Linked DNA regions of Mus musculus: region 2 is linked to region 1. The links are chromatin loops, found by intact Hi-C in ENCODE. Cell type or tissue: gastrocnemius. All regions are shown on one strand. Each heading gives the region's core, and the rest is flanking DNA. Links, peaks and the distances in the headings are about the cores only. Region 1 holds the start of Gm40377 (a long non-coding RNA gene). Region 2 overlaps Dnah6 (dynein, axonemal, heavy chain 6).

Region 1 (16,205 bases), core at 4,309-12,308:
GAGGGGAGACGGAGGGAGCGGAGGGAGCATTAAGGACCAGGGAGAACTGAATTCACATGATTCCCCCCCCCCCCACAAAGAAAACCAGTCAGAGTTCTTCCCCACAGAGTGCTGGGACTAGAGGGATAACAGCTGAGATGTTTGCCTGGCTTGAAGAAGCCCTGGTCTGGGCCTGCACCTGCTTGGATTTGGAAGGATAAAGAGAAGGATGTTGAGCACTACATTTGTCAGATCCAGTACACATAACGTTTCCCCAGGAATTTGGTTTTATAGATGCAGGTAAGAGGTCTGGGGAGATGGCTCCATCTGTAAACTGTTTGTTAGACGAGTGTCTTGGTGTTTCTATGGCTGTGATAAAACACTGACCACATGCAACTTGGGGAGGAAAGGGTTTGCCTCATGTTACAGCTTGTAGTCCATCTTGAAGGGAAGTCAGGGCAGGGACCGAAGGCAGAAATTGAAGCAAAGGCCATTGAGGAACACTGCTTCGTGGCTTGCTCTTCATGGCTTGCTCAGCTTGCTTTCTTATACAACCCATGATCACCTACTCAAAGGTGGCACAGCCTGTGGTAGACTGCACCTTCCCACGTCAATCATCAACCAAGAAAATGTTGGACGGACAAGTGTTTAGGCCAATTTCACAAAGGTGTTTTCTCAGTTGGGAGTCCTTCCCAAATAACTCTAGCTTGTGTCAAGTACACACACACACACACACACACACACACACACACACACACATACACAGCAAACAGACACCAAGCATAAGGACCTGAGTTCGGATCCCTAGCACCCATGTAAAAAGCAAGGCATGGAAGTGTTGCATGTAACCAAAGCACAGGGGAGTAGAGGCACACAGGTGAATCCTAGCCAGCCATGGATTGGTGGCTTTTTTTCTTTTCAACCCCCTTTCCCTACTTTGGGTCCATGGTTTGGGATGGGAAGGCCTTCCAGGCCACAAGTGGCTTTGGTTGAGCTGCTTGGGGGAGTGTTTCTGTGGGGGCATTTATGGTGGTGGCTGTAGGCTGGGGCAGGAAGGAGGGGCTGGCAGCTGCTCAGGGACTTCAAGCCAAGCTATCCAAACTTCAGATTCGGTGAGAGATCTCTGTTTTTTCAAAACAGGGTGGAGAAGCAATTGAAGAAGACAGTCCAGTATCAATCTCTAGCCTCCCATATTCATATGCAAAGGTGCACACACAGGTGTATACACACACACACACACACACACACACACACACAGAGAGAGAGAGAGAGAGAGAGAGAGAGAGAGAGAGAAAGAGAGAGAGAGAGAACAAACGAATGAACAAACAAAACATCTTGAATCAGGTGTGGACATGCCTACATTTTAATCTGGCTCAGTGCCAATAGAAATCAAAAGTCTTTTATGCAATTTTAACGTCTCAAGTAAGCCTATGAGAAACGAAAGGTCTTGACTTTAATGATGTGCTCTACTTAATATTTAAACTATCATTTCAACGCATAACGGTGCTGTGTGAGGCAGGGCTATGTCTTATCTTTCCGGGTAAATTTATACCTGGCGTCTAATGAACAGGACAGGTCTAGATTTGAACAGTCAGTATGTAGTCTTGGGCAAGCCTAGCATCTCTAGTCCTCGCTTTCCTGTCCCCCGGGATAGGAAGCTATCACTGAATCCATCTTTTCTGAGACTTTCTATCCCTGGGGAGGGGTTGCTGAGTGTCTGACTCTGCCCAAAGTTCAGTTCCAATGGACTCACCAAGCGGTTCAACAGCAGCGTTCCCGAAGGGTCTCCAGAGGCCCAGCAATACCTGGTCTGGGAACAGAAGTCTAGTCCCAGGAGAAAATGTTTCCCGTTGCTTAGCAACCACTGGGCCACCAAGGACGCTTACTGCACTAAGGAGGAGCCGGTCAGTCGCTGCCAGCCAGTCTCGAGGAGCTGCTCTCGCTCTCCTGGAGCGCGCCAAGTAATTGAGCCAATCGGTGTTCCCAGAGTATTTGACGTCATTAGTTGTCAGGGAGCAGGCCCCACCCGGAGGATTCCTGCTTTAGAATGGAAATCTCAGGCAGCTTGGGCAAGCAGGCATAGGAGGTCCCGTCTTTTTATGTGTTCCTTCGTTTCTGGACGATCCATGATCTGCAATCCAACCTTCTGTAGGTATCTGTTGTTTCTCAAGAGGCTTGAGTATGACTTGACGTTCGCCCACATCTTAAAATGCTGAGGTGAAAGATTCAAGAGCCTCAGGCGAAGGTTGGGCGAACTATGGAAGCCCTTTCACCTACCTTGGGGAACTGCTTCCCGGGTTGGCAGAGGCTGCTTTTCAACCTACAAAATGTCGTGATCACTGCTGGAACTACGTTCTTTTTCTCCTCCGCTTTCTAACCGTGCCTTGGATAGCCACCCGCTAACAGAAGCCGAGAAAACAGAGTGCGCCTTTGAGCCCGCCTATCGTCAAGTAGATTATACAGAGCTGGAGTATAGATTACAGACCACTCAATCTACCCCACCTCTCCTCACACGCGCCCTGAGTATTGGGCTGACATTTTGTCTCTTGTCATGTGAAGTTTTCAGGGAACACATTACAGTTTTCACAAAACATTTTATTTTGTGCGCGCATGAGTGCTTGTGTGTGTGTGTGTGTGTGTGTGTGTGTGTGTGTGTGTGTGTGTAGGTTCTACAGTGTGTATGTGGAAGCCAGAGGAGAATTTAGTTCGGATCCGTTCTTCCATTATGTGGCTGCCGGGGATGAAAGTCAGGTCATTGCGCCTGGCAGCAGGTGCCTTTGACTGCTGACCGATCTCACTGGCCCTGGGGAGTGTTTAAACACTATATATATATATATATATATATATATATACATATATATATATATATATACATACATACATACATACATACATACACATACATACATACATATATATATATATATATATATATATATATATATATTTGGCAACTTGGCTTTTTAGAAGCTCATAAATTTAACATGACACATTTTATGAGTGCACACTAATTTAGCAGCAAAGGTCTTATTTAATGACGAAGGTCGGATGTTAGGAGAAAGATAAACAGGAAAGACCCATCAGGCATGCTAAGTAAGGCATCCAAGCAGCAGGATGGATAGCATTGAAAGGGCAGCCCTGGATCCTTGGGAAGCCGCACAGCCTCAGGCTCTCAGCCTCTCTCCCCACTTTTTGACTTCCTGCGCATGTCCTTATATGGGGTGCTGTCCCTTCCCAGGCCTTCAGTTCTCCACTTTAGGCTGCACGCTGTGTGCTGGAGAGGGCTTCTTCGGGCAGGTAGGATTTTGTACTCAAACTTCCACAAGACCACCATCAGAGGTGGGGGAGGGCGAAGCGCAGGGGGAGAAGGAGGGAGGGAGGGAGGGAGGGAGGGAGGGAGGGAGAGAGAGAGAGAGAGAGAGAGAGAGAGAGAGAGAGAGAGAAGCCCAAGCCTCAGTAGGCTGAGGTGTCACATTCCACTCTCAGCACTCACAGGAATTTCAACTTTGCCCCATTTGGCAGCGTCCCCGGACATCATTGGCCTCCAGGCTCTTGGCTTGGATTTTCTGGGACTCCCTGGCCTACTGTTTATTCCCAGTTTGTTCAAAGCAGCTTGCCACCATGTGTAATGTGCTGGCATTTTTTTTTTAAAGGAGGGTAGGGATAGCTTAATTTGTTGTTGAGTTTCTATTTCTAGAATTTTAAAATACTGGTTTTCCTTCACTTTAAATGATATTTATTTCTTGTCTTTGCAGGTAATATGCTAATGCAGAAGTTAGGGGCAGTGTTGATTATATTCCATTAGCCTGAGATACTTGTGACCCTGTCTCAAACTAAATCAATAAGATAAAATATACTTTCAAATTAAATCAACAAGATAAAATATACTCTAAGACTTGGAACCCTGGTGGTGATGGCGCATGCCTTTAAATCCAGAACTTGGGAGGCAGAGGCAGAGGCCAACCTGGTCTTTAGAGCAAGTTTTAGGACAGCCAGGGCTACACAGAGAAATCCTGCCTCAACAAAACAAAACAAAACAAAACAAAACAAAACAAAACAAAATAAAACAAAACAAATAGTAGCAAATAAAACAAAAAAACAAACAAAAAGACGTAGAATGTAGGAAATAATGTAAAATACTTCACTAATTTTTGTATCGACTACATGAACTAACAATATTTTAAGTGAATTGGGTTAAATAAAAATATAATTAAAATAAAAAACATGTGTTAACACCAATGGATTTTCTTTCTTTTAAAGATACTTAGTGAACATTTTGTTTATTTATTCGTCTGCTTGTTTGTTATTTCCTGCGGCTGTGTGTGTTGCCATGGCACACGTGTGGAGGTCAATGGACAGCATCGGAGAGCTGGTTTTCTCCTTTCTCTGTGGGTCCTGGCGTCAAACTTCAGGTTTCCAGGCTCGGTAGGTAACAAACACCTTTACTCTCTGAGATGAGTTGCCAGCCACACTGATGATCCTAAAAATTGTGTTGTCCATTCATGTTATTTGAGTGCGAGGAAAGGCAGGATATATTGATATTATTTTGAAGAAAATTAAGTATTCTTTTTAATTTTTTATTTTCTTTTACGTGAATGAGAGTTTTGCTTTCATGCATGTCTGTGCCCCTCATGCCTGCCTGGTGCCCTTGAAGAGCAGAAGAGGATGTCAGATCCTCTGGAATTGGAGTTACAGATGGTGATGAGCTGCCTTGTGGATGCTGGGAATCGAACCTGGATCCCCTGGAAGAGCAACCAGTGCTCTTAACTATAGAGCCATCTCTCTAGCACCTGTATTCATATGAAGAGACACCACGACCAAGACAACTCCTATAAAGGCAAACATTTAATTGGGACTGGCTTACAGTTTCAGAGGTTTAGTCCATTATCAATTATGCATGGTAGCATGCAGGCAGATATGGTGCTGGAGAAGGAGCTGAGAGTTAGTTCTGCATCTTGATCCGAAGGCTGCCAGGAGAAGACTGTCTTTCAGGCAGCTAGACACTTCCCCAGTGTCTTCACTGGCTGCAATATCTTTCTCTTCAAATCCTATTTCGTTGGCTCCTAAGAAACCTGGCAAGTACATCTGGCTGTGTCTTCTTGACCATGGTAGAGGCAGAAGAAGAAACATCTATGCGCTGATGACCCGGGAGCATGGCGTATGGCAGCTGGGGTCCTGACAGGAGCTGCTGTGATCTGTAAACATTTTCCATGCTTCCTTTCAGCTTTTAAAACTGTACACAATAAATATGCAATAAACACCTGTCTTAGTTAGGGTTTTACTGCTGTGAACAGGCACCATGACCAAGGCAAGTCTTATAAAAAAACAACATTTAATTGGGGCTGGCTAACAGGTTCAGAGGTTCAGTCCATTATCATCAAGGTGGGAGCATGGCAGTATCCAGGCAGGCATGGCACAGGAGGAGCTGAGAGTTCTATGTCTTCATCCAAAGGCTGCTAGTGGAAGACTGACTTCCAGGCAACTAGGGTGAGGATCTTATACCCACACCCACAGTGACACACCCATTCCAACCAGGTCACACCTATTCCAACAAGGCCACACCTTCAGATGGTGCCACTCCCTGGTCCAAGGATATACAAACCATCACAACACCAGACCTTATTTCTCAGAGCTAGGGACAGCCTAAGTACCCCTTGATCAACATTTCCTCATTTCTCCCTACTCCCAAACTGGCTTTCTTATTGAGTAGTTAATTGCGATTTTGAAAAACACCCAGAATGTCCGAGTTAGTTTTAACTGTCAACTTGGCAGAGCCACCTGACGCAGTCATCTTAGAAGGCAGTCTCAATTGAGTAACTACCCAGATCAAACTAGACTGTGGGCATGCCTGTGGAAAGAATGTTTTGATTGTTAATTGGTATACAAGGGCCAAGGCCACTGTGGGTGACACCATTCCCTTTGCAGGTTGTCCCAGGCTATGTAAGCTAAACATGAGCCTGAGCAAGCCAGCAGGCAGTGCTCCTCCATGGTTTCTGCTTCAATTTCCTGCTTGGGTTCCTGCCCTGACTTCCCTCAATGATGAACTATGACCAGGAAGTGTAAGCCAAATAAATGCGTTTTTCCCTAAAGCGGCTTTTGGTCTGCATGGGCTTTTTTGGTTGTTTTGGGTCCTTTTTTTTTTTTTTCCAGCCACAGAGTGTGACTAGAAAACAGATTCTAGCCAAAGACAGCTAGATTGTAAAGAGGCTCGGGGAGTAGAAGTAACCTGTGAGAGAAGCAGTGTTCTGTACTGTGTGGACCACTGTTGATCACTGCACCTGCCCAGCTATTGTTTGCTATTAACACTAAAAGATGCCAGCCAGGCACGGTGGCACAGACATTTAGCCCCAGCACTCAGGAGACAGCCTGGTCTATAAGGTGAGTTCCTGGACATCCAGAGTTACACAGGCAGATAAATAAGCAAATACATAAATAAATGACATAGAATATGCCACCACAGCATCAGAGATGCAGCCCACGTTCCCCTTCTTTGGTAGCCATAATCTCTCATTCTGCCTGTGGGTTTTTTTCTCTCGGGTTACTTGACCTGTGAAATGGAACAGTCTATCGTCCCAGTTGTCAGAGAGACACGTAGTCTTTCCCCAAGGATTTCATTACTTACCGCAACAGAAATTACAAGTAGACACCATTACTAAAAGCACTTTTTAAAAAAGAAAAAGGCTAGGAGGCTCCGGTGGTATCTCAGCTGGTAATGTGCTTACCTTGCAAGCATGAACAAGACTTGAGTTTGCTGCCTAGAATCCACACGTGGGACCCTGGTAACGCTCGTGTTGGGGAAGCAGAGGCAGGCAGATTCTTGGGGCTCTCTAGTCAGCCACCCCAGCTTAATCAGTGAGCCTCAGGCCAACTAGAGACCTCCAAGGTGAACAGGGCCTAAGGAACACCACCCGTGGCATGCACATGCACTCACACTCACACTCACACTCACACACACAGTCACACACACACTCACACACATAACAGTCACACACAGTCACACACACATACACACACTCACACACACAATCACACACACTCAAACACACACACTCATACATACACTCACATACACATACATTCACACACATACACATTCACACACACAATCATACACACAACTCACACACACACTCACACACATAACACAGTCACACACAGTCACACACACATACTCACGCATTCACACACACTCATACACACACACTCATACATACACTCACACACACTCACATACACATACACACACACATTCACTCACATTCACACACATACTCATACATTCACACACACTCATACACACATACATACACTCACACACTCACATACACACACATACATTCACACACACACACATTCACACACACACTCATACACACTCATACACACACACACACACACGCACAGATATGACTTCATTTTTATAAGCGCTGACTTCATATAAACTCAGAAAGTATATGGTAGAAAGCCATAAATGTTCATGACATACATCTGTGTGATAGCCTTTGGCTTTTTATATTTTAAAATAAAGACTTTATGCTATTCTAAATATCAGAAAAGTGAGTGGGTGTAAAACTGACACAAGAAGGTACAAACTTTGGCAGAAATCAGGGTGGAACAGATCAGGGACAGGGTAATTTAACCTTCAATGAAAAGAAATGGTATCTGGCCCAAGAGATGGTCCAGTGGCTAAGCAGGCTTGCTGCCACAGCTGACAGCGGAAGTTCGACTCCCCAAACCCACACAGTGGAAGGGAAGAGCTGATTTCTGCAAGTTGTCATCTGACCTCCGCCACCACATACACAAAATAAATATTTAAAACCCCTTAAAAAAAACCGAGTCTGTTCTATGACAGTGAGAGGAAGATGGAGGGTGAAGTGAGCAAATCGGAAGATTTAGGTAGGGCCAGGTTCTATTTTCTTTATGAAGCAGGAGATATGAAGAAGGATAGATGGATAATGGTAAGGGAGAATTTAAATTTCAGGTCCTGTAGACCTTTGGAAATTGTGTTTACGGTTGTGTATACATATTGTTTTCTATAAATGTGATCACTTCTTAAAGGACTCTGTGATCGATTTTTCCTCAGACCTGGGAAGGTGGTCTCTATCTCTTAGCTTTGTGTGTGTGTGTGTGTGTGTGGGGGGGGGGGGGGGGGCGTCGGCTTTGCAAGGTTTCCTGATGCATAGTTTGTTCCTTTGGCGCCATCTTGTGGTCAAATGAATATACTACAAAATAAGTTAGGAATTGTGGCTCTAGTAGTTTCTTAGACTTGTAAAAAACTTGAGAGATTAGTTTCTCAGAAGTTATGAAAGTCAATAATTATTACTATATTTTCTTGTAGTTGAGACATTGTTTATATATATATACATATATACATATATACATATATACATATATACATATATACATATATACATATATACATATATACATATATACATATATACATATATACATATATACATATATACATATATACATATATACATATATACATATATACATATATACATATATACATATACACACACACACACACACACACACACATATATATATATATATATATATATATATATATGATAAACCATGGTCAGTCTTGGGTAGTTCTATTCTGGGAATTAAAAGTTTTTGGAAGGGAAACATCCCCTTTTCTTCAGAGGATTCCAGTGTGCAATCAAGTCCCAGAGCCTCTGGCTTAAGTCCTTAATCTTCACAGTGTGGTTTGCGGGCTAGTAGCATTGTGTCATCTGGAACTTGTTAGATACACAGGCTCTAACTTCCTGCCTCCAACTCCCGAGTCAGCCAGCACCACATTTCGAAAGCAGCAATTCCTGCATGTTAAGTTTTAAGGGCTGTCCTGGACAAAGGGTCTCTAGAGTACTCAAGTTAGGAGTGGTGCCCAGCAAGTAGGCGTTTCCTCCCCTCCCTTCTTTCCTCTCTCCCTCCCTTCCTTTCTCTCTTTCTTTCTTGTTGTTGCAAATATTTAATCTCAATCAGGGGTTTCTACCCAGCCTTTGATCATTCAGTTCTCAGATAAAAGATACACAACCTTTATATGCACTAGAGCTGGGTAGGTATCTACCCTCTGAGCTATTAGAATCTATTTCCCCATCAGTAACCCCGAGTTATAACTTGCTGTGTTCCAACTGGGCAGCTCTTAACTCCAGTTGGCCATTCCTTGGGGCCATGTTTTCATGACACACCCACCCCATAGCATCTTCTCCTCTCTCCGTATCCCCACCCTGCTCCCAGGGCTCCTGCCTCAGACTCCCAGCCAGGGAACCAAAACCCCACCTACCTCTCTTCTGCCCAGCTATAGGGTGTCAGCATCTTTATTCAACCAATAGTTTTAAGTTAAGTTAGTTAGTGGATTCACTAATCCCTGGAGGCAACCAGGCGTTGAGGGCCAGTATTTAGCATTACAACACATAGCAAAAGACAAAACCTCAACTGCCTTCCTTCCTTCTTTCCTTCCTTCCTCTCTTTTTCTTATAACACAGTGTTTGTCTGTGTAGCTTCTTGGCTATCCTGGAACTCTGTAACCAGGCTGGCTTTGAACTCAAGAGATCCGCTTGCTTCTGCCTTCTAAATGCTGAGATTAAAGGCTGCACCACCATGCCTGACTGGGTTTCTCCTGCAGAACGTATGTTACTCTATGACCCTGTGAGAAGACTTTTACTGTAAGAAATCCCGTCTGTGGCAGAGCCATCAGCTCTCTTCTGCAGTATCCTCACGATCTCCTTTAACACATTTGAGGACAATAGCATTCTTCCCTCATTTCTTCTCTGAGCCTTTACCCTCCTAAACACCCTGTGTCTTAGGTCTACGTACAACACTTTTGCAGAACTTTTTTCTGGTAATTCCACAATAAAAATGACTGTCAGAACTGAGGGTGACCAATCTTCTGACTGATAGAAAGTAACAAGGAGCCACAAGAAACTCTAGAAAGAAAAATGATTCTCTTCTATGTTTGTTATGTCATAACATATCTGTAAACTCAAAGTCCCTGTTCCTGCCCCTGCTACTGTCGCTTACTCTTTTCTGATTGGCCACATCATGCTGAAAGAACCTAGTGGGGAAACCCCCACTCAATTGTCGTTCGGCACGCACCCAAGAATCACGAACAGACAACCACGAACAGACGACCATCTTGATGTAAAAGCATGAGGTAGTTTAATGACGGAGCTCCGGGCCGACACATATCTCTCGCAGGAGACAGAGGTGTCGACCACATGGTGGAGCCATAATGGCGGAGCTCTGGTTCGAAACTTATCTCACACAGGAGACAGTGGTTTCGACCCCGAGGCTTGGAAGCTAGGGACTTTTATAGAAAAGGGGTGGGGCTGGGGGAGGAATTGGTGCGGTTTCACATGATTGGTCCATTTAAACATCAACAGACTGTCAGAAGGGCGGGAGATAGGGAGGTACCAGGCCAGTCAGGACAGGTAATGATGGGCCTGCCCGGGCATGTCCCGGCCTGTTCTGCTATTTTTTTTAGCCCCAGGTTTTAAAGCTCACAAACAACTCTTTGGGCTATTTGACATATTTCCTTTCAATGCCTCCTGACATCCTTGCATGTTATGATCATTCCTTAAAACTAAGCAAGTTTCCCTGTTAGCCAGTCCCAGGCGAGTCCTTCTCTCCATATGTTAGCCTAACATCTCACTCCATCACCTGTCTTTGGGCTGCTGCGCCTGCCAACAGTACCCCACTCTGGCTTCCTTTGGGTCATTTGAACTACATGTGTAGCTACCCCGTCTTTGGGTGGCCATTTCATTTAAAGCAGTGGTTCTCAACCTGTGGGTCATGACTCCTTTGGGGGGAAGGGGGTTACATGTGAGATATTTAAATTATGATTCATGATAGTAGCAGAATTACAGCTAGGAAGTAGCACTTAAATAATTTTATGGCTGGGGGTGGGGGTCACCTCAACATGAGGAGCTGTATTAAAGGGTCACAGCATTAGAAATGTTGAGGACCACTGGTGTAGGGTCTTTCAGAGACATCCAGTGCCATCGTTTTCACCGGCCCCTTTACTTTAGGAATTGAAATCACCTAAAGTTGGCCAAAATTTCTTGCCTACAGGATGTACAGTGCCTCTGAGAGAATTTTGCAATATTTGTTGATTTTGAAAGCTGGGGATGGATCTGGAGAGAGGTCTAAGCTGCGAGGAGCACTTAGAGGACAGGGGTTCAAGTCCCAGCGCCCACAGAGCAGTCCAAAACCACCTGCAACTCCAATGCCAGGGGACTCTGACTCCTTTTCTGGCCTACAAGGGCAACAGATGTTCATTGGCTTTTAAAACCATTTGATCAAAGGCACAAGGATATTTTTTTATAAGGAACTTGTTCTTAGCTTTTTAAAGAGGGTGTGTTCAAATAAAATATAATATAGATTGATATAACCGATAAGGTAACGAGGTAAAGCTATCTGTTTTGAATGAATAGTGTGTTAAATACAATTAATGAAACATGGGTCACAGATATACATTACCTCATTTTGTTCAAAAGAATGGTATACTGTCCAGGCAAACGTATAAAACACAGGCTATATAGTGTCTAGTCTGTTCAAACAGTGTAATATAGAATCTGTATATATACAATATCTTGTCCATATATGTAGCACACAGCACAGGTCAGCTAACTGTATACTCTGGGTTGAATTCAGATTGCTACCTGGTTTTATAAATAAAGTTTTATTGGGTCAGTGTGCCACTTTGTTTACATACCTGTTCACAGCTGGTTTGGTCTTCAACAGCAGAGGGCAGAGGGCCCTGCTGGGTGTTTGTTGAATGGCTTCTGATCATTAAGCTCCCTCAGAACCATGGAGACCAGCAAGCACTCCATAGATTTGTTTTCTTGTGGGCTGGTTAGTGTCAGGGTACAGACCCTGGGAAGCCCTAGCAAGCTAGACTTGACCATCCATCTTGGATAGGTCACTTAAATAAACAAGCAATGCAAAACACTAGAAAGGTGAGATTTACTCAATGTGGCTGCACTGGAGAGAAGAGAGAGAGAAGTCCAGGACTCCCCAAGTCCATACTCAGGGTTTCAACAAGAGGCTTGGCTTCCAGTGGGAAGCCAGAGGTGTGTATGGCTAAGCCTTCCTGGCCAAGGTGCGATTCCACCGGCACTGTCTGGGCTCCGGGCTCTCCTGCACGGCAGTCTTAAGTCTGAACCCAATGAAAACTCTTTCTGGGAGACAGGCTCCCTCTCTGGCTGCCTTCAGCCTTCTCCCTCTTCCAGCATTAGATTCCATGAGAAATGCCAATTTCCTGGGGGCCACTTGTCTACTCTGGTAGGCAAAGAAGATCAAAAGCAAGCGTCTCTTTGGAATATTCTCATCCCCGCTAAGGTGGTTACGTACAGAACAGCTTCCTTTCAGTACACGCCTCTCCAGTCCGCTCAGTGTTTTATTTGTCAACTGTGTTTACAGTGAAAGAAAACCCCTCCCTCCTTGCCGTGGGAAAGGTCAACAGCCACGTAGACCTAGGAGGTCGCCAAGTTTTGTGGACAATAAAGGGGCAAGCTAGTTAGCCATTAACCAGCAAACAACATAATTTTGCTCCATTTTGACCTTGGTGCCTCTCTTTGCAGAAGGCGTTTGCCCTGCCATTTCTGCCCTGGGAGGTAAGGCAGATGTCCCCTTCCTCTCTCTAACCGGATCTAACCGGATCCAGGCAGCAGCAGTTGGAATTGGGGCAGTTGGATCCCAGCCACTTGAGGTAGAACAACGCGGCAGGCAACTTAGCAGCCAGTGGATCTGGGATGGGTGGGGCTGGTGACAAATTTACCTCGGCACCTTGCTATTTACTGGTGGCCTCTAAAGGCACTGATGCCCTTATTATTTTATACTTATCGGCACAGAGTTGTGAAAGTATTAAGATATTTTGGGAAAGCTTGAGGAACAGAGTTGTATGAGAACTAATGGGAAAGAAGAGGTCATTTGAGGTCATGAGAGGTGATAACTGACAGCTATTAGGGCGAAGAACTTCATACTTTCTCACCCAAAGCTAGTACTGATAGGTAAAAGTCACAGATTTAACTTCAAACAAACAAACGAAACAAAAGTTTGATTTGAAACAGAGTCTCAGACTGGCTTTGAATCTGCGACCTTCCTGCCTCAGCCCAAGGGTTGGTTATCCGAACAAAAGGCTATCCATGGTGCCTAATTAGCACACTAAAGCTAACGCTGGCTGTCCAGGCTCAAGCAGTACCTGTGGGTTCTCAGCTCTCCTGACCCCGCCCCCTACCCTAAACCTCTCCGCCCAGGGGCTTCATTCCGAAGCTTCTCTTTCCTATATAACTTCCATTTAGGCTGTGCATTCTCTCGGTTCTCTGCTCTTGGCTCCTTCCTCTCTTGGTCCTCTCTCTCAGTCTCCTTTGCCCTCTCTCTTCTCTCGCTCTGCCGTCTCTCCCTTCTTGTCTCTCCTTTCATGGCCAGTTCAGTCTATATTTTCCTTCCCTGCTCTGGACTCTTCCAGATGCCTCTGCCTGTACTCTCTCTCTTATCTACAATAAAGACCTTCTCTTCAGCTATACCTTAGTGATTGCTTTGTTATCTCCACTTAGCAGACAACGTAAGGCAAGCCGTTGAGAAAGGATGTACTGGGGCTGGATAGATGGTTCAGCGGTTAACAGAAGACCCTAGTCTGTTTCTTAGCACCCACTTTGGGAGACTCATAATCTGCCTTTAACTACAGTTTCAGAGATCCACTGCCCCCTAATGGCTTACACGGGCATTGCATTTATGAGCACACATACACATGTAATTAAAAATTAAACATTAAATCTTTCCTTAAAAAATAGAAAAATCCCATATACAGTCACCAAACCCAGACACTATTATGGATGCCAAGAAGTGCATGTTGAAATGAGCCTGATGTGGCTGTCTCCTGAGAGGCCCTGCCAGAGCCTTACAAATACAAAGACGGATGCTCACAGAAAACCACTGGACTGAGCTCGGGGTCCCTAGTAGAGGTTCTAGAGAAAGATCCAAAGGAGTTAAAGGGGATTGCAACCTCATAGGAAGAACAACAATATCAACAATATCAACCAACCAGTCCCCAAGAGCTCCCAGGGACTAAGCCATCAACAAAGGAATACACATGGCTCCAGCTGCATACCCTGCAGAGGATGGCCTTGCCATGTCCCAATGGGAGGAGAGGTCCTTGGTCCTATGAAGGCTCGATAGATGCCCCAGTGTAGGGGAATTGAGGGCAGGGAGGTAGGAGTGGGTGGGTGGGTGGGTGGGTGGGTGGGTAGAGGAATACCCTCATAGAAGCAGAGAGAGGGAGGATGGGATAGGGGGTTTCCGGGAGGGGGGAAACCGGGAAAGGGATAACATTTGAAATGCAAATAAAGAAAATATCCAATAAAAAAATCCCAGCACTGAGAAGATTAAGGGGACACAAAATCCCACCCCTAACCAAGAAGCTACTTGCAGCTGATGCCTTCTGACAAGGGAAAAGTCAGTCACTCAAATGGAGTGGTAACTACACTCTAGGGCAAATTCCATGCCCAAGAGAAATTGGTCTGCACAAAATAAACTCCATATTTTTGGGGGAAAAAATAGAAAAAGAAAGACAATGTATTGCAAGAGAGGAAATGGGCAGAGGAAAGAGAGTGAGTTCACTCGCCCAAATAGCTCCACGGAATGAAGAATTAGATTACGCTTTATGTAACATATTTTGTGCTTCGGAGCTCATTTGCATAGTGTGGGCTTTTCTGAGCATGAGCTGTCTTGTCTACATATAACTTCATTAATCACTTGTCTCATCAGCCACTTAAATCTCCACATAGGTTTGTGTTTCTTAATGTCCCGGGGAGGCATAGGTCACCTTCAGCTGCTCTACAGTGCCTCTGCCAATGGTTTCAGCCAGTTTTAATCAGTCTTGGCTGTGTGTGCTCTGGCCTTTTTCTTTGCCAACTTTTTTTTTTTTTTTTTTATGCTCATTTTGTGAGGCATTCTGGACCTCACTCCCCACCTCATGCTCACTGGGTGACAGGTATTCTGCAATCAGGCCAACTTTAACCTCTTTTTAAAAACTTCAGCCGCTCAAACATTTTGTCCTTCAATGACTGATGTGTGTGTGTGTGTGTGTGTGTGTGTGTGTGTGTGTGTGTGTAAGAAACAAACAGAGAAGTGGGGAAGGGCTTCTTCCTATATAACCCTTAAACTCATAATCTTCCTGCCTCAGTTTCCCAAGTTCTGGAATTACAGACATGCAGCGCCACACCTGACCTGTGAGTGAAGATTTAAAGAAGATGGTATGGCAAACACTTCCAAGTTTTTGTTTCCATCTCATAGAAATATAAATCCAGAGGTCAGGGTCCGTGGAGAAAGCCAGGAATATGTTTTGCACAGCCTGAATTATAATATCCCATAGATGGCAAGAAAGGAGTTGTCTAGTGTAGAAAGTCCCACAGAGGATGCCTATCTAGTGGGATGAACAGATGTTAGTCTAAGACCAGCTCTGGGCATGAAGGGAAACAGCTGAGTTGACCAAGCCAACTCAGTCAGTCAAACGGGTTCTGCAGGGCAGGAGTGAGCATTAAAAAGAAAAAAGACAATTAGACAACATGGTAGCATGAAAGTTTAATTTTTTTTCCCAGTCTGCTTTTACATCATTGTGGGTAAATACAAAGAATATGGTCAGTCCTTAAGGCATAAACAAAGTAGTTGAGGAGCAAACAAAGCATAAATAAATTAATCAAAGAACAAAAATAAAATAGTCAAGGGACAAGTAGGGTGAAAATCAAGGCAATGATTTCACTATGTTAAACATAGTGGTCACTATGTTTAGGGGTTTACCAGGATGGTGAGTACAACACATTCCTCAGCTGTATTTGCCTTGAGCCTACTTCATTGTTGCAGTCAGATATCAAATTCCTGCCAAATTCCTAGAAGCAGCCCCAAAAGCTCTCCACACTGAGTTGAACACTGGACTGGGCCCACTTAACAGGCACCATGCTTGGCATTATGGAAAGCTTCACTATTGCACAGAAAAGGAAAGAAAGAGAAAGAAAACTCACGCTGGGAAGGTGCGAAAGGAGACTTCCCTTCCATGGAGGCAGTGCTGGGTGCTGCTTTGCATCCAGATGGCACCCTGCAGCTTACTGAGGGCACTTCGTAGCACAGCCTAGCTCAGTCTTGTTCTACCTTTTCTTGGTACCATCCACTGCCAGATACTTACCCTACCTCCAGCCACATGATGCAAACCCCAG
Region 2 (8,000 bases), core at 1-8,000, 75 kb before region 1:
TTGCAAACTATCCACCTGTTGTATTTCTATAACTAAATCCGGAGCCTTGTAAACAGGGAGGCCTTTGACATCACAGCATATAACCCAGCCCTTTGGGGCTTTCTAGTCGAAGCATGCTCTTAGGGCTAGCTCCTTGAAAGGTCCCCCACAGAGCCCATGGATTTCTTTAATCATTTCCCATATCACAGTGCTGTAGTCTGAAGTGGACCCTGAGCATTGCTGTAGCTCTGCTCTCATTAGTCACATGTCTCCACAGCTGAAAGGTGCAGTCAACATCTCGGCACTTCTCTGTGGGACCGTGAAAGGCAGTCTGGTTTCTGGCTGAGCTAGGTTTGAAACCCAGGTGACCCTGCAAGGGATGGTAGGAGTTTTGCCATGCTCCTGGACACCAGGACCCTGACACGAGGCTGCAGCTCTCCATAATTCTGTGGCCATCAGTCAGTCACCTAAGGGCAATGCCCCAAACCCCTCCATAGGTGGAGGACATGACCACAGATCACATAGCCTCAAGACCGATCTCCATTTTAATGAGGACCTAAAGGTCTGAAGGGCTTAGCCAATTAAGCTCCCATTCCCAGACACTCCTCCCTGCAAAAGATATTTAACCTCAGGTCCGCCCTGAGAAAGTGGGGTACTGTTTCACTCATCACCATTCTCTGCCATGACAATAAATGCTTTAAAAGCATGGACTGTCTCTTTTCATGGAGCGGGCCTTCATTTAAAGAGCCGCAGCTAGTCTCCCACAGAAGGCCTCTCAGTGCTCCCAGCCATGGCCTCCACCAAGCCAAGCTGCCCACCGAAACAAGCCAAGGACTCTCTTTCCTGGGGGACCCAGCCGGAGTTCCTCTGTTTTCCCCTTCGGCCCCAGGTTAGATCCACCCCGCAGGTCCCCACTCTGTTCTCAGCTCTTCTGTCGTCTGCGTGCCCAAGAACCAGATGACTAGGGCCTCTGCACAGTCCACAGTCCCAGGAGATTCCTGAGAGGGCTCTGGCAGTCCCTGGGGATCCCAGACTGCGCTCTCCGACCCCTGGAGCGGGGGTCCCTCGGCTTCTCATAGCCCTACACCTGCTCTCCTGCTTGCTTGCTAAGGGAAAGTGCAGAGCCAGGAGCGGACAGACACAGGACACATTAACCCCCACACTTCTCATGCTTCTTTCTTGATTTCTAATAACTCGGATATCTGCTTGTTTGGGATTCCCCTAACCACCTTTCTCACCTGCCTTTGAATTTTCATGTTTTCTCAATGTTCTATCCTTAATTCTCTTATTTTTTCCCTTCAGCACCAGCAATGATACATGCATGCATGTGTGCATCTATGTGTCTACGTAAATATGTATGTATGTATGTGTGTATACGTGTGTGTGTCCTCTGTGCTCTTCAGTCTGCCTATACTTGATTGTCTCAGTGGGTGTTCTCCATAGGCTGGCGCTACACAGCTCTAGAGGAGATGAAGTAACAAACTCTCACGCAGAGCTCATTAAGTCATTTACATACAACTGAAGGTCCCTGTCACCCTGCTAGTGATTCCATTTTGTGGAAGCCATTAGAGGATGATGAATTTTGATCCGGGTATCCTGGCAAAGGCCTGGCACGCTTGGCCAGCCACTGTTCCTCTTTGCAAAGCTGGCTAATCCTTGATTGCTTCTTGCCAGTTCACTCCCCAAACAGACCATCCATTGCAATTATCATGGTGACTTCTAGTCGCTGGACAATTTCTCCATTAGATTTCCGGCTCCTTGAGGGTGAGAGTTTTATCTCAGCTATCCTCAAAACTGCTGGGCTAGCAGAGTCTCTGGCAAGCGCAGGGTGAGAATGAGAGACCTGTACCCCGGGTCCCAGACATGTAATCATGTTCATCTACAGGGAACTATTAATCTAAAGCACCTTACCCGTTCCCCCTCAGGTGACAGCATTGCCAAGATGTCGTTGGTGAAGACCTTTTCTGGCTCAGTATCCATGCCGGGTATTTTCCCTTCTGTAGGAGGCATGAGGGCAAACTCGAGCTTTGAAATGGAGTCGAAGCATTTCCTTAGGTGAGGCTGCACGGCTTGCGGATTGCGTGTCTGGGCCAAAATCTCCAGGAGCTCATCATTTGACAAGAAGTAAAACCTGCCAAGGTAAAGGCACTTTAACATGAAGCCTGACTTGACCGATGCCCAGCCTTGGGTAGCCGTAAGAGACGAGGTGCTGCCAGGAGGACGCCCCGGGCCTCTAATCACACTTGTTTGGGGATCAGGAGCAGGCCACGTATCCCTAAAGAAGTTCTTGTAAAGGTTTTTAATGATGTATCTCAAACACCTAGGCCCAGTAGCTACAACAGAAAGGATTTTTCCAAGAATTATCAATAACAGTGGGTCTTGTTACAATGGTTTGCCTGCTGGTCTTCCTAGGCCTTGAGCCACACTAACCATTGAAGAGTTGATGGGCAGATGGGCACACTAACCATTGAAGATAGTTGCTGGGCCCTTAAAAGTGACAGAATATGATTCTGCAAACATACCATTTCCAACCGTACCGTGGCCATACTTAGAAATAAGGCATCTTTTATGTGTTTCTGTGTCATTTTAAGCAAAATGGGTAAAGAATGAGCTTGTCTGTACCTGACCACACTCAGGGTCACGTGATGCAAGTGTGCCTTAAAAATGCAATTGTTTCAGTCCTGGGTTTGTCTGAAACTCTAGATTTCCAAATCATGCCAACACTGCAAGGTGAGTTGCCAGGCTTCACAGGGACTCATGGTGAGAGGGGTGCAGACTCCAGGACCCCCCACTAAACACAGGGAATAGAAGAGTTAAGGCTGGAGACGCTGCAGAGCTGAGGATGTGGGAAGTGATGTTCTGTGGGTCCCCTGTACTCTCCAGGAGAGACAACTTTGCTCTCCTCCACTCCGAGTGTTATCAAAGCTCAGTATTTGCCCAACAGGTCTGAAGCAAGTCTGCAGGGATGGGAGCATGGGTATCCTCCTCTCCTGTCCAGGTCTCTGCTGTCTGAGGGTGTGATCTGCATCCCCATTCGATCTGCTCCCCAACAAGACATCTCAGGTTGCTGTTGTTGTCTTTTAACTTACCTTGGGAAGATAACTCTCTTTGACTCTAAATATGCCTCCAGACATTTCTGAATTTGGTCAAGTAATGCGTTATTGTTTTGAAAAGTCTCCAGAAGTCCTATATTAAAAAAAAAAAAGTTGGCCAAATTGTATTAAAATAGAGAATATGATTTCAAATGAAAGCAAAAGATATTAGCATTTTAAAAGTCTTTGTTTTGTTTGGTAGAATAGTGAATAATAAAATGGGAGTACTGTTAGAGAAGCTTAGTTTTTTTAAAAAAATTCTTCTTTTCATGTATGTGGTATGTATACATGTTTGCAGGAGCACATGTATATGTGTGTGGGTGTGTGTCTGCAGTTATGCACGTGTCTGTGTAGTCAAGGCCTGGCACTGATATGAAGACTCTTCCTTGATGGTTCCTTTACCCTTTTTTTGAGGCAGGGTCTCTCAGCCAAACCCAGAGTTCCCATCTTGACTCACTTAGCTCACTCTGGGTATTCCCTGTCTCTGCCTTCAGGTTTTATAATGCATCCAGGGATGGATGGCGTGTGAGCCACAACCATCACCCTGTATCTGAGCAGGTTCTGGGGGCCTGAACTCCAGCCTTCTTACTTGTGTGGCCATTACTTTAACTGCTAAACCATCTCCCAGCCCAAGAATTATTACACTTAGTTGATTGTAATCTTCTAATATTTACCTCGCTAGAACAGTGCTTTTAATTTAAAATAATTTTGGCAGGCATCCTCTGCTTTTAGGGGGCCGTGAGCCAGCGTCTAGAACATCCCTATTCTTTGCCACTCTCCTTTTATAAAATGTTAACTAATTTACTTATTTATCTTTAAATTTTCTGAGCATTGGTGTTTTGCCTGCATGTGTGTCTGTGTGAAGGTGTCAGATCTTGGAGTTATAGACAGTTGTGAGCTGCCATGTGGGTGCTAGGATTTGAACCCCATTCTTCTGGAAGAACAGTTAGTGCTTTTAACACTAACCCATTTCTCCAGCCCCTCCTTGTCAGCTTCTTATTGGCATGTTTTCTGTCATGGTTAAGTGCTAGGTGTGGTGATGGCTATTATTCTTCATTATTAAACTGGAACTCCTTAGGCAGTGGCCTTCATGACTCTTCATCTTTGTACCTTTGATACTGATCACATTGCCTGCTTTCCTACCTGCCCAAGACTCAAATCCCAGATCAGTGTCTTCTGAGACCCTATATAGTCAACAGCGCCATCTAGTGGCCAGCCACCTACTTACACACACTGGTCTTAGCCTTGTGTCCTAAGCAAGACTCAATCTCCAAGCACTCCACTCCAGCCCAGATGGGACTCCATCTGGCAACTTTCTAAGCATGTGTGTATCTTAGGGACCTCACATCATTCTTTATTCTTCCCTCTGCCATCAACAATTCTCCTTCTGAGCCACAGAAACTTTTACTCACTCTTTCCTGAAAGTTTCTGCTCAAAAGCCATTTTAATATATGTATGCATACAGACATGAATGCACATATACACACATACACACATACATACACACGCACATTCATGCACAGATATATGCATACACACATTTACACATGCACACATACATACACACACACACACACACACACACACACACGTGGGCACTACATGCATGCTTTTATGCATGCAAACACATACACACACACATACTAGCCCATAGACACTCCCTTATTCTACTTTAATATTTTCCATGGCTTTATCATCAGCTGGAATCAGATTTATTACAGGTGTATACTAATTTATTTGAAGTCTTTAAGGCCAGATGTATTTTGGAATCATATTCTTTTTTATTTCAAAAGACTATTTCCATTTATCAACTGATAAATTCTGTAAGAATCTCTGGGCAATGAACATAGCTCACAAAGTTGCCTTTTTGAGGCAGGGACGGTGTCTGAGACTATGGCCCATCAGAGTCACACGCTGCCATTAGCCATAGGACAAGCCAGCTGTCCAAGGCTTTGGTATAGAGTGTAAACCTCAGTGAGTATACACTGTTAAAACATTCCAACCCCGATGCTGTGGGAGGACATGACATCTCCAGTGGTGCAGCCACCAGCAAGACAGCCGCTATCCTGTAAACAACACTGAACTCGTCGGTTCACACACACAAAGACATGGGAGTGGGAGGGGACTGGAGGGGGATCAGCAGAAGTGGGATGAAGACCAGAGAGGGCAGTGGGGCTGAATATGAATATGATAAAATACATGACATGCATGCATGAAAGTGCCATAGTGTAACTCGTCATTATGTATAATTACTATATGCTAGGAAAAAATCTTTAAAACAATTTCGATCTGTTACTTGAATTGCAACAAGTGGAAATTATATATATATAATAGTGTAGTCCTGGCTATCCTGGAACTTGCTCTGTAGATCAGGCTGGTCATACAAAGATCTGTCTGCCTCTGTCTCCTGTGTGCTGGGATCAAGGGTGTGTCTGTCCACCACTGCCAGGTGCATAAGTGGTAATATTTTTAATTCGTTCTAGTGAACAAGCCGAAACTGGCCAGTGAGATCTTTAGAGGTGATGCACATGTCGGACAAGCAGGGAGCCTCCCTGTTCTACTTGTTTGCCTTGGGGTTTCTACCTGGCTGAGTCGCAGCCCGGAGCGCGTTAGGCAGCCGGTTGACCTTCCTCATGATTTCCTTCCATGACTTATCCACCTGAAGGAACATCTTGGCTTCTGCAGGCAGCTGCCTCTGAATGTCTGGGGCATTAAAGATGCTTTCTAGGTAGAGCCAGTTTCTCTGACAGTTCAGCCACTCTTCCTGGAGAAAAACATGGGACTGTCAACCTGGAGCTTCCAACTGGATAATCACTGGTTAGACTGGAGATTGTGGCTTTGGGAATTACTACATCTTTTCCTTGGGAGAGGCCCCATAAGTTCTTCGAAACAAAATTTCTTAAAAGAGCCCAAGATTCTGTCCAGCCTGACTCCATCCACCCTCTCTTTCCACTGAAGATGATTACGAGTCAGCTGTGTGGAAAGCCAGAGGGGTCCCATGACTCATGATTAAATGTGTAGAGGAAGCATTCTGTTGGGAGGCAAGATGATCTCCTGCAGAAGTTTGAAAGGCAGGTGGGCTACAGGTTCATGATGACTCCTAAACACATACAAGCCCAGCCTAGGACCACCCAGGGAGAGAGTCTTAGTGAGGAGTTATCCAGATTGCCATATCTTAGGAATAGCACAGCTATGGGATTCCCTGAGCAGAGGAACCCAGTACAAGCCAGGATCACTTCCTAACCCACACAACTATGGGACTCCAGATGTATTGTACCTAACTAATAATTATGTTGCTAACAAATGTATAACTCTAATTTTGTGATATTTTTTCGCCTATCAAAATAATTTACCAATGATGATAAAAGTGACAGTATGATGTAAACAGCCAAATACATGTGTGCTTTCTTCTCATTCTGAACATAATGTCAACAATTAAATCCTATACTTCTGAATTATATATTAAAACAACAATATGTGTGTGTGTGCATTCACACACATACATATATGCACACATATAATGGTGTTGTGGAGCAAACCCAGAACTTTGTACATGTTGGTCAATCCTTCTACCTCTGAGCTGCGTCCCTCGCCCCACAGAATCAGTATTTCCGAAGGCTTTGTGGCTCTCCAAATCAGAGTCCAGGAGCTGAAACTGCCCCTACTTACCAGTGTTTGATTAAATAAGGAAAGCTGTTTCTGCCAGTCATCCACTCGAGACTTCAGGGGACCCACATACCGGGATGAGGCAATGGTTGCAATGTTGATGGTGCTATCATCAAGTAGGACCTTCAGGGAGAAGAGGCCAGGACACAGGCAGACGCATGAGTCCTTGAGCTCAAGGTATTTGCAATTCCAAGGGCCCGTTTAAGGATAACTCATCTGAACAAGTACTATAGGCCCACCTACAGCTTCCTACACAGACAACTGCAAAGCTTGTTCTTTCACTGTGCTTACAACCCTGTGTATTCTCTCAAAGGTCACTAGGGGACACTTAACTAAGAGACTGTGTGTGTGTGTGTGTGTGTGTGTGCGCGCACGTGAGTGCATGCATGCCTGTGCCCTTGTATGCATAGGAATTCGCATGCTCATAAATGCACATGCATGTGGAGCCCAGAGGTCAACCTAGGATGATGTTCCTCACTTCCGTTTTGAGACAGCATCCCCCAGTGGGACCCAGGACTCTGCTTAGACTGGATGGTCAGTGAGCCCCAGAGATGCACACGTCTCTGACTCTTTAGTGCTAGGATTGTGAGCACGCATCACCTCCCTGCTCCATCCCAGCTTTCTAAAGTGTGAGTGGCGGGACTTGAAGTCAGGTCTTAAAGCTGGTATAGCAAATGTTTACTGACGAAGCCATCTCTGAGCCCCGGATTCTGCAGTCATTAATGGCATATGTTTGATTAGTTTAATGTTCTTCTCTTGCCCTCAACATTAGGCGACTGGCACCCCCTTTATACAATGTAGTTACTCTGGTGGGCTTTCATCTGTCAAAAGACGAAGCTGAATCCTCTGGAGGAAGCGTTCACAGCACCTTCCTCCCGACTGCTCCCCACACACAACAGCATCCCTCATAAAACATGCCAATCTAAAAAAATGTGTTGGTCTGAAACATTGAGTCGTTCATTGCAGCCCCGCCAACCGGCCCTTAACTTGCCTTGTTCACCAGCATTCATAGAATGATGTCTGATTTGCCCTCTACCAACAATTCCATCTATATTTCTGTCTTGTGGCCATTCTTATACTATGGCTTTGTCTTTTAAGTTGGGCTGTGGGACCCCTTCCCTTTGCCTTTAGATTTTAAGTGACTTAATGCTCAAAGTATACGGGTTAGATTTTATCCACCTGAACAGACAACATCGAGTTTAACTTCTCAGCCTGCTGTGCACTCGAACTGCTCGCTCCTGTTATCTTGCTGTGTTTGAAGTT

Evidence for each region. Peaks named below come from ENCODE experiments on the same cell type or tissue, not always from the same donor. Only the 100,000 strongest peaks of a DNase experiment are listed, where the experiment ranks them.
Region 2: a loop joins it to region 1, with 3 times the contacts of the local background. A loop is called at or near these places in 11 of 42 quality-filtered maps.

What each region holds. Positions count from the first base shown.
Region 1 is chr6:73,219,827-73,236,031 of GRCm38, forward strand. Gm40377 (a long non-coding RNA gene) reads left to right here and starts at 2,971. Exons shown (of 3, transcript XR_869180.3): 1 at 2,971-3,276; 2 at 4,327-4,404; 3 at 5,905-6,008. It overlaps Dnah6 (dynein, axonemal, heavy chain 6), which reads right to left and starts at 1,805. Exons shown (of 77, transcript NM_001164669.1): 1 at 1,733-1,805. In gastrocnemius, for the core only: a CTCF peak has its summit at 8,197 (motif pointing left); no DNase peak of the experiment used is centred there; H3K27ac peaks cover 758 bases.
Region 2 is chr6:73,149,601-73,157,600 of GRCm38, forward strand. Dnah6 (dynein, axonemal, heavy chain 6) reads right to left here. Exons shown (of 77, transcript NM_001164669.1): 21 at 6,741-6,860; 22 at 5,655-5,835; 23 at 3,069-3,165; 24 at 1,891-2,110. Among named protein-coding and RNA genes, the nearest start is that of Gm24533, 12 kb to the left of the region's middle. In gastrocnemius, for the core only: no CTCF peak of the experiment used is centred there; a DNase peak (open chromatin) is centred at 4,279.